Linked DNA regions of Mus musculus: region 2 is linked to region 1. A link is a loop called in an ENCODE intact Hi-C map of the cell type or tissue named here. Cell type or tissue: heart. All regions are shown on one strand. Each heading gives the region's core, and the rest is flanking DNA. Links, peaks and the distances in the headings are about the cores only. Region 1 overlaps Gm31718 (a long non-coding RNA gene). Region 2 has its middle 9.1 kb from the start of Gm31718.

Evidence for each region. Hi-C counts contacts between places; a loop is a spot of excess contacts. Peaks named below come from ENCODE experiments on the same cell type or tissue, not always from the same donor. Only the 100,000 strongest peaks of a DNase experiment are listed, where the experiment ranks them.
Region 2: a loop joins it to region 1, with 6 times the contacts of the local background. A loop is called at or near these places in 3 of 42 quality-filtered maps.

The regions. Positions count from the first base shown.
Region 1 is chr8:126,804,546-126,809,923 of GRCm38, forward strand. It overlaps Gm31718 (a long non-coding RNA gene), which reads right to left. Exons shown (of 8, transcript XR_879375.3): 8 at 162-1,168. Among named protein-coding and RNA genes, the nearest start is that of A630001O12Rik, 42 kb to the right of the region's middle. In heart, for the core only: a CTCF peak has its summit at 3,254; DNase peaks (open chromatin) are centred at 1,036, 1,446, 2,246 and 3,026; H3K27ac peaks cover 2,901 bases.
Region 2 is chr8:126,914,809-126,920,186 of GRCm38, forward strand. No RefSeq gene overlaps it. Among named protein-coding and RNA genes, the nearest start is that of Gm31718, 9.1 kb to the left of the region's middle. In heart, for the core only: a CTCF peak has its summit at 2,565; DNase peaks (open chromatin) are centred at 443, 2,573, 2,963 and 4,663; H3K27ac peaks cover 2,585 bases.

The DNA of each region.
Region 1 (5,378 bases), core at 321-5,320:
GCTCCTTGCTTCTGTATGCAACCCTAAAAATGGGTACAAGAAGCCTAAAGGACCAGCGAGCAATCGGGATATTCAGTGTGGCCTTGAGGGAAGGGCTTTTTGGCCCCAGAGACTTCACTCCTCCCCCCATTTTAATATTTATTGAATTGACAATACTAGCTGTATATATGAATGAGACATAACATGTTGCCATACCTGTATACATGGTGTAAAAATTACACCAGGGCAATTGGCCTACATATCACATAAAACATTTATCATTTCTGTGTACAAGAACCCTTGAAAACCTTCCCCTTTCTAAGCTACAATGTATCTCCTTTCTAAGCTACAATGTATCTCCTTTCTAAGCTACAATGTATCTCCTTTCTAAGCTACAATGTATCTCCTTTATAAAACAATGTATCTCCTGATGCATTGTTTTCAACCATAGTGACTGTAGCATGCTACAAAACATTAGAAGTGACTTCTCCCACCTGTTCCCTAGCCTGGTTAACTACCCTCTCCTTCCCCCAGCCCATAATAACAACCATTCTCCTCTCTGTTTCCTTGACACCAACTCGTCAATGGCCACGTGGGAAAGTGTGTGGTATTCCTGACCCTTTCATCTTTTAGACCTGATGGATAACATGCTGTTCTACTAAGAAAGCTACAGCAATACCTCTGAAGCTAGGTAGCTTGAACAACACGTTGAGGAACACGTATCATCTGAGATTAGAAGTCCAGGAGCACACTCTTGGCCGATGCTATTCCTTGCAAAGGCCTCTCTGTGGCTTCCAGAGGAGCACCTGCTCATTGTGTCCCTGTTGGGTGAGGATCCTGTGTGTGCTGGAGGTGGCTCCTGTCCTAGGAGCCCTGTACTGACACCCAAGGACCCTGAGGGCCTGGCCCAGGCTCCCCACCCTCTTGTGTGAATGCCATTCAGGTTTTTGTTCATTGTTGCCTGCCGGACAACCGGGAGTGTTTTCTTTGGAAAGCCCAGCGATCCTGCATGCTGCCCTTCCTCTGTCCCGAACAAGTGTTGTTTAATGGGCGGCCGAGATTGTTTTGGAGATAGGCGTCTTTTCGAAAGAGGAGGAGGCTGTGTGCCTTGGTTACTTTGGCCACCTTCCTTTGTTTTTTTTCTGGAAACTCCTCCTCCCCATGTGTGAAGACCGTAGGTGTCAGGGACCTGAAAAACAAACACTCATTCAGCATGCAAGAACCAGGCCCTGAGAAGCCCTGCAAGGCCTCACATCAGGGTCCTGAGGAGGCCCTGAGAGGGAGAGGGGAAGGCAGCAGAGCCTGGGAAAGTCACACCCTACAGTGTGAACTGAGTTTGCTGACTGTTTTGGGGACCTGCAGACAGGGGCCTGTGAATTCCAAACACAGTACACAGGCCTTTGGCTTTCCCTCAGGCCCCTTCCTTCCTGTCCCTCAGCCTGACCCTCCCCTCCTGGCAGGCCCTTCCTGTTTCGGGGAAGTTCAGCTTGTGGTGGAAGAATGGCCATTGTTCCTCCCTCCTCCTGGTCCCCTGCTCACATCCGGTCCCTGGTCTCTAAGTTCCCCTTCAGAACAGCCCAGACTTTCCTTCTCAAGAAACCTGTGAGACGAGGGCATTTCCTCCCTGGCTACCCCGGTTCCCACCCTCTGTTTCCAGTAGCCTTCAGGCCTGCCAGACCATCAGGCTCCCTGCTTTTCTGTGACCCGAGGCCCACACCTGTGACTTAACAGCTCAGTGTCTCTTTCCTCACATTCTACCTGTCCCAAGACATATTTACCCTAGGACCTCATGTGAAAAGGCAAAGGGCGAGTTCTGTCACCCATGCCCTCACCCTTTCAGGCAGGCATCAATCACCCGGTTGACAGGTGGCAAGTGCCTCATCTGCAGGCTGGCAGCTCTCTACCATGACATCATGGCCAAGTGAGCTCTGGGGCCTTTCCTACTGGGTGCCTTCTCTGTCTGCTACTTGATTCCCACTGCTCTTGTCTGGGAGAAACCTTTCTTTTGTCTCCTTACACTAGGGACAGACCCAGGTTCCCCCATCCTACTGCATGATGAATTCTTGGTCCTCTCCATATTTGCTGCTCAGCCTTCACCCTACTTTCTATGACTGACCATGCACACACAGCTCACAAAGAGCCAGGGTCCTCTCCAGTGTGTTCAGAGCTACTGTCATCCCGGGAGATACCGCTGACCCCCTCCCCATTCCTCAGTGTATTCAGAAATAGTCCCCTGAGCAGCTCATTTAGGAGACATTCACCCATGGATTTGTGTGAGCCCCTTTACATGTTGGGGCCTAGTTAACACCATCAACCCAAGGCAGGATGACCTTGGAAGAGCAAAGAGACAAGGCAGGAGTCATAGTGGGTATTCTGAAACTGTCCCCTTTAACCTCTAGAGACAAGATGTATCTGTGGCAGATTAGTGACTCCCCTCTGCTATTAAGGTACACATATATGTCACCTCTGCACCCACAGAGGCCAAGATGGGTCCCTGAGGTCTACATTCAGCCTTATTCCCCGTCCTGTGGATGCTGAAATAATCTAAGATAACACAAATCAAGGATTATAGCAGACTCTGCTACACCATTAAACTTCACTAATACACACACACACACACACACAGAGAGAGAGAGAGAGAGAGAGAGAGAGAGAGAGAGAGAGAGAGAGAGAGAGAGAGAGAGAGCAACTTTCCCTCTGGCCAAGATCTAACCAAATCATTATCTCTTCAGGCTGCAGTGAAGATTAAGTCAAAAGCCCTGTTGACTGTACATGCAGTAGCTGGCAGGTGCTCACAGGGAGCAGCCTGGCTGATCCTCGTCATTTGTCCTCCATGTCATGACAGTCCACACCAACGTGAGGGCTAAACACAGTCACTCTAAAGTTCCAAAGTGTCCCATGGCTATTATTAGGCTGTGACAGGCAGCAGAGCCAGGAGAAGTGACCTGGCTCAGAGGACCACAACCTCTGAACGAATGTCATCATCTCCCCAAGTTCCTGAATCCATTGCCACTAGGTTGGGACATTCTCTTCAAGGGCCAGCTCCAAAGCTGGGTTGTAGGAAGTTGTGCAATCGGTGAGGTTCGCTGGCAAGGGATGACTTTCATCTTTTACACATTGACCCTCATGTTCCTGGAAGCTAAACGGGATGAACGTTTTGTTCTTCCCCCAAACACCCCGCCCCTTCTGTCCTCTGTCCTTCAACCAAACCATGTGTGTGTGGCACCCACAGTTCTCAAGAGACCTGGCCAGAACCCCAATTGGCACTCACATGCCCCCTAGAGCATGCACACATACAGCTCCAGAGCTTTTTTCTTTTAAATCCTTACAGCTGACCATTCCCTGTCAGATCCATAGAAGCCAGAGTATAGGGACCAAGTTGCAGGTCATAAAAGGCATTGGCTGGACTACTCATTTCTCAGGGACAAAGGAACCAGTACCCTCTCAGAGGCCATGGTCCAAGGCAGGGAGAGAATGAGGAGCCATCCTTCCATTACCTTTAGGAGATGGTGATGAGCAGCTAGAGACACTTTTGTTTAGGTCATAGGCAAAGTGGTCTGGGTACATACAAACCTGCACCAGATGTAGTGTTCACAGGACTGTGGTGGGATGCCAATAACAGCCCGAGGTTGGTACTTGGCAAACATGGGTGAGTAGACGAGGGGAAGTCTGGGGAGCAACTCTGTAATGATGGCCGCTCACACTGTTGTGGCTGGTGGCTTCCTCAGTAAAACGTATTTGAGCAAATGGAGCTGCACTTTCTCCAAAATGGTCCCACATTGTCCCCTCTAGTCATTCCCCTTTAGCTTGGGACCTTTATTAGCTTAGCTTTCTGTCCCCAAATGAGAAACTATCCTGATTTTCTTCCTTCCTTCCTTCCTTCCTTCCTTCCTTCCTTCCTTCCTTCCTTTCTTCCTTCCTTCCTTCCTTCCTTTCCTTCTTCCTTTCTTTCTTTCCTTTTTTTTTTTTTTTTGGCTCTGTTATCCCTACACCCACTTGTCAAGCCTCTGACGATAAACTTCATCAAAACAGTACGCATGTATTACAACCTCTGTCCTAGAAAAAAGACATTCACTGGGGCCTATGTGTGTTTGCAGAATGGTTTCCAAATTTGACCTGTGTCCCCAGAGCTGAGATCACCAGAGAGAGCTGTTACTACATCTCTGTCTTCCCCCAGGCAACGCACAGAGGCCAGAACGCCATGTGCTGAGAGCCATGCCATCCTCCAACTCCTTTTGCCCTTGGGATCAATGGTCCCCAAAAGTGTGTGGTGGTTGGACACCAGAAATACAGTGTCCATGAGAGAGAAAATGAAGCTGGGGAAGGTCACTGCTGAGATCTGCCCCTAGTCCCTGTCCACAAAACCCTTTCCCCGTTGGAAGGCATTCCTCTGTCCAGAGACTGGTTCTGTAACTTTGTTGCAGTCAATCTCCAAGGCAGGAAGGACTCCTTTAGTGTGTTCTTTGTTTTTCTGCCATACCTGTACCATTTACCAACCTAAGGTGGCTTACCAGGCCTTATTCAATTTTCTAGTCTACCTTTGTATGAGTCGATTTTCTATTGTTATAACAAAAATACCGATGCCAGGGTACTTTATTTAAAAAAAAAATGTTTATTTCACACAATGTTGTTCAAGAGCATAGTGTCAGCTCTGGAAAAGGCTCCCTGAGCATGCCAGATCACAGAAGATGACATCAAGGGAAAATCACATGGAAAGACAGAAAGAAATGGGAGAGGGACCAGTCTTTCTCCTTTATTAAAAATCATCTCTCAAGAACCAAGAAGGTTATCAGGAGAACTACACTAATATCTCTCTCAGGCAAGACCACCGCTGACCACTCATCTCCCATTAGGTCTGGTCTGCAGGCTTGGGCAGTGAGTAAGTCTGGGGTGTGGGAGAGTATTGGAAGAGCTGTGGAGTCAGGCAGGGACTGGGTGAAATGATTAATCTCCATTGAAGAGCAAACTTCTAAAGCATGAACTTGTGTGGGCACACTCTGGCCATCATCCAATCCAAACACCCACCATTGTTGGCTTCTCTGTCCACTCTCAGCAAACCACCAGAATGTTCACATTCTCTTTATTCCCTAGCCAGCACCCCTCAAGGGCTCATCACCCCAGACTCAGACTCAGACTCAACCTCTTCCTCTCATCCTTCTCCTCCTTCTCCTCCTCCTCCTTCTTCTTCTCCTCCTCCTCCTCCTTCTCCTCCTCCTCCTTCTCCTCCTTTTCCTCCTCCTCCTTCTTCTCCTCCTCCTTCCCCCCTTCTCCTCCTCTTTTCTTCCCCCTTCTCCTCCTCCTTTTTCTTCCCCTCCTTCTCCTCCTCCTCCTTCTCCTCCTTCTTCTCCTCCTTCTCCTCCTCCTTCTCCTCCTCCTCCTTCTCCTCCTCCTCCTTCTCC
Region 2 (5,378 bases), core at 148-5,147, 110 kb after region 1:
ATGCTGACAAATGTGTCTGTCTCCTTGCAGGTGGACTGGGCTCTCACACACGTGAGGATGCATATCTGTCACTGTCTGAGTGTTCAGTGCCCACAGCTGTCTCCGGGCCCCCACTGCCTCTTCCTATGGCCTATGCCTCTCCTACACGTCCACCAGGAGGGCCATCCTGAGCCCACCATACAGAATGAGCCTCTCCATCGGAAGGCAGTCACAGGTCTTTTGTTTTGTCTCTTTCAGGAAGGCATCTCTGACTTGGAAAAGGAAGAGGAGGGAATTTAAAAAATTCTAGTTCATTTCCTGAGTCTTTCCAAATTGTCAGAAGCTGTGCCCAGAGGACAGAGAGGTCTCAGGCAGACCATGCGTGCCGAATGGAAATAAGTGCCTGTCCCCCAATGCCCTCTCTGTTTGAGCCATCTGCTGGAAAAGCTGACTTAGCAATCTGACAGCGCTGAGGGACTCAGACAGCAGTGGCTGTCCCTTCTCACCCAACCCCACCCCATCCTTTAAAAAAAAAACGTTATTGTTGTTTTTTGAGATGGGGCCTTGCTATATATAACCCAGGCAAGTCTTTAACTCCCACTGTGGTCCAGGGTGGCCTCAAATGTCTGCTCTAGCCTGCTGCCTCAGCCTCCAGAGTGCTGGATTCTGGATGGGAACCACACACACGGCACGAAGAAAGATTTTTTTAAGATGTACTTGTTTGTTTATTTGTGTGAGTACACTGTCTGTCCCTGTCTTCAGACACACCAGAAGAGGGCATCAGATCCCATTATAAATGGTTGTGAGCCACCATGTAGTTGCTGGGAATTGAACTCAGGAATCCTACTACCCACTACTACCTGCTACTCAGAAAGAATTGTCTCCAAAAGTCTATATGATGGAGCATGCATGATGGAGCATACATATATGATAGAGCACACATATATGATGGAGCATACATATATGATAGAACATATATGATAGAACATACATATATGATGGAGCATGCATAGATGATGGAGCATACATAGATGATGGAGCATGCATAGATGATGGAGCATGCATAGATGATGGAGCAAACACATGATGGAGCATATATATATAATGGAGCATACATATATGATGGAGCATACATATGATGGAGTATAGATGATGGAGCATACATATATGAAGGAGCATGCATAGATGATAGAGCATACACTTGGTATTTTTTGTTGTTGCTTCATTTTTTAAAATATTTTTTATTATTACGTATTTTCCTCAATTACATTTAGAATGCTATCCCAAAAGTCCTCCATACCCCCCCCCCACTTCCCTACCCACCCATTCCCATTTTTTTTGGCCCTGGCATTCCCCTGTACTGGGGCATATAAAGTTTGCGTGTCCAATGGGCCTCTCTTTCCAGTGATGGCCAACTAGGCCATCTTTTGATACATATGCAGCTAGAGTCAAGAGCTCCGGAGTACTGGTTAGTTCATAATGTTGTTGCACCTACAGGGTTGCAGATCTCTTTAGCTCCTTGGATACTTTCTCTAGCTCCTCCATTGGGTGCGCTGTGCTCCATCCAATAGCTGACTGTGAGCATCTACTTATGTGTTTGCTAGGCCCCGGCCTAGTCTCACAAGAGACATCTATATCAGGGTCCTTTCAGCAAAATTGTTGTTGCTTCATATGTGTATGTATGTGGCGTATATGGGCATATTCGTGTGGGCATGTGGACATATTCATGCACATGCATGAAGAGCCAGAAGTTGGTGCCCAGTGTCTTCCTCTATCACTCTGCACAGTTTTGGTTCTGTAACAAAGCTCATCAGTTCAGCTAGAACGGCATCCACCCCAGGCATCTCCCTTCCCCTGCTTCCTCCTCAGCCTCCATGCTGGGATCACAAATCTACACAGTCCTAATAGTGCCACTCCCTGAGCCAAACATATACAAACCATCACAGTCACCTTAGGTGCAGGCAGCTCAGCATCTCGGGGGCTGATTCTGGGACTGGACTTACTAGAGCTGCCTTTAATCCTGGGTCTCACACAACTATCTACAAACACACACAGCGTTTGGAGCAACCATCCCAGTTCCAGCTCTGTGGACAGAGATGACTCCGGTCCACAGTGTCCCCCTCCCTCTGGGAATGGCCAGCCATGGAGAATAACAGGAGAGAGGAGAGAGAGAGATGGTGGGGCCATCCTCCATACCAATGGCTGACTATGCTGCAGGCACCTTGCTGGGCTTTGGGTTTTTATGGCTGGTCCTAAGCTCAGGCATTAGAAATGTCAATCAGCTGTGTTCTTCACTTTGATTGTCATTGAAACTGCCAGAGGAGATCACAGGACCCTACCTGCCTCCTCCAGTCTTCCAGGTCAACCAAATGTTCAACCTGCTAGAGTCTCAAAGCTCAGACCACTGACCTGGCTACTGTCCTTCCTAGCTTTCACTTCTTCCAAGTTAGGGAGTTTGTGAGCGGGCAAGTTTAGCCTTATCTAGACCTCTCTACGGGTTGCCGTCAACAACAGGGACTCTGTTTCTGAGTCACATGGAACAGCTGACAGCTTGGTGCATCAACCCTTTTTCCTGTTAGGGGGCGCTTTGGAGATTCCCTTAGCCTGAGTTCCTGAGAGGCAGGCCCACCCTAGAGCACCTACCAGAAAATACCTGGGTTCTGTTCACAGATAAAGGTGTACCTCCCACCAGAGCAGCTTTCCAAAGGCTTTCTGGCCACAGCCTATGACATGACTCTTCTCTTAGAGTTACATTTCTACTGGCAAAGCCTAACAACAACAATGACTTCTGACCTTCTAAAATCGGCAGCAGAGAAAATGAACTGGAGCAGTAATGGGGGTGGGAAGCACTCCACAAAGACATTCTGTACCATTCACAACTTCTGTTTGTTGTTGGCTGGGTTCTTTTCCCCCCTTCTTCCCCTTTCCAAGTGTGTGTGTGTGTGTGTGTGTGTGTGTGTGTGTGTGTGTGTGTTTTCAAATGGCAGAAAATATTTTCCAGCTACACTGTGCTGGCATTGCCAAGCTCATGCTGATGCCAAGGTTATAAAAAGCAGCTGTGGAGAGACTTCACAGAAGGGCTTGTCCGATCAGCTTCCAAGACACTAACTTTCCTCTAAGAACCCCACCTTCTTCACTACGTACCTGAGGGGGACACATGTGTGGCCATATTACAATAGTTATGTGCAAGATACTTGAGTGGCAGGTCTTTATGATCCCTCAGTCCCCAAATCCTCACACTCAACTGAATGTGATGGCACACGCCTGTAATCCCAGCACTCAGGAGGTGAAGGCAGAAGGATCAAGAATTCAAGACTATGGCCATCTACAGACAGAGCAAGTTCAAAGTCAGCCTAGGATATGTGAAATACTCTCTCAAAGGTTCAAAAGTTTCTCCCTGCACCAAAAGAATCTCTCTCTCTCCCTCTCTCCCCCTCCCCTCCCCCCCCCTCTCAGACACACACACACACACACACACACACACACACACACACACACACCAAAAACTGTTCCAAGATTCCTGCTACAGTTGCCAGGAAGGCTCAGAAGGGCAGGATAAGTTTGGGCTGCAATGGTGAGAACACATGGTGGCCCTCATGGGCCAGTTCCCCTACCAACACCCCCTCTTCCTCCCTCCTCTGCATGTGAGTGTGTGTGGAAGTGAGTTCATCTGTGTGTGCACATGTGTGTGCATGCATGCATGTGTGTCCGGGCATGCATGTCTGTGTGCATGTGTGTGTGTGTGCATGTGTGAGTACCTGTGTGTGTATGCTTGTATGTGTGTGTGTGCATGTGTGTAGGTGTGTATATGTGTAAGTTCATCTGTGTGTATGTGTGTGTGAGAGTGCATGCATGTGTGTGTGAGTTCATCTGTGTCAGTGTATGCTTATGGGTATAACTTAACTGTGCATGTGTAAGTGTGTTCATCTGTGTATGTGTGTGTGTGTGAGTTAGTTCATCTGTGTGTGAGAGTGTGTGAGCTCATCTGTGTGTGAGTTCATCTGTATGAGTGTGTGTATGTGTGTGTACAAATGAGTTCATCTGTGCATGTGTGTGTGTTTAAGTGTGTTCATCTGTGTGCGTGTGTGGATGGAAGCCAGACACTGACTTTAGAGCCTTTCTCTACTGTGCAACACTTTCTCACTGAACCTAGACATCACTGCTTTGGCTAAACTAGCTGGGCAGAGAGCTCTAAAGCTCTTCTTGTCTTCCATGTCTCAGCCCCAGCTCTGGGGTCACAGGCATGTGACCCAACAAGCCCAGCTTTTTATATGGGTGTGGAAGATCTGTAATCTGTGGAAGATCTGAACTCAGGTCCTTAAGCTAACATAGCAAACACTTTACCTGCTGAGCCATCTCCCCAGTCCCAAGAAGGATGTTCCTTGCATGGAACCATGACTCTCCAGAACCCCCACTCCCCGACCCGGAGACTTCCCCCAGGTCTCTCACTCTCATTCAGTGATCAGCTCCAACTCCATCTTGCCTCATCCTGTCCCTCCCACGCTGTGGGACACCCTACACCTCATTGCTGCTGCTGCTCTGCAGTGAGATCCTACTCCCTCCCTCCCTCAGTTCCAGCCTAGTGAAGACAACAGTAACCCGCACTGTGGCTCTCCTGGGTGACTAATTGGTTAATCCTGGGAAGGCCTTTGAAGCTGAAACACCAGTGTGTTACTCACAGGCTGGAGGCATGAACTTGCCCTAGGCCAGGTCTGAGTCAGCAGAGAGTGGCCTCCCACCTCCATACAGGCTGAGCCAGCCAGCCTAGGTCCTGCTCAAGGTCAAGGCTGTCCTACAGGAGAGCATGGCAATGTAAACCAAGGGAGATAGTGAGGTCTTAGTGGCCTGTGTGGGGTGGCTGTTCTGAGCCTGAGAACTGGGCCCTGTTGAAGATCACATAGCACTCAGTCCTCAGCTCATGCTTCCAAGATAGCACATGCAGCAACCTTGGTCAGGACAATATTTCCTGGTCATCGTTTGGAGAAATATTTTTTCCCACAGCAAATTCCTTAGGAGCCACAGCCTATCTCCTTGCGATCTCCTTAGGTGGGAGGGCAGTGCTGTCAGCCTAAGTCTTGGGAGAAAGATGTGGGCAACTTGTGGATTCCCTCGGCCTTCTCACACGCATCTCTCTTGTGAGGGTGGAGGTGATGGCTGAGACCGGGCCTCACTCTTAAAACCAGGCTGGCCCTTGAACTCACTGTGTAGCCTAAGCTAACCCTTTACAATTCATTTGCCTCAGCCTCCTAGCATGCCTGGCCATCCCATCTGCCTATGGGAGGAAGAAACTAGTCAAGTGTGATGGTAGGTACCTATCATCCCTGCATTCAGAAGGTGGAAGAAGAGAGATCAGGAGTTTAGTGATAGCCTGGGCTACATGAAACCAACCCTGTCTCAGA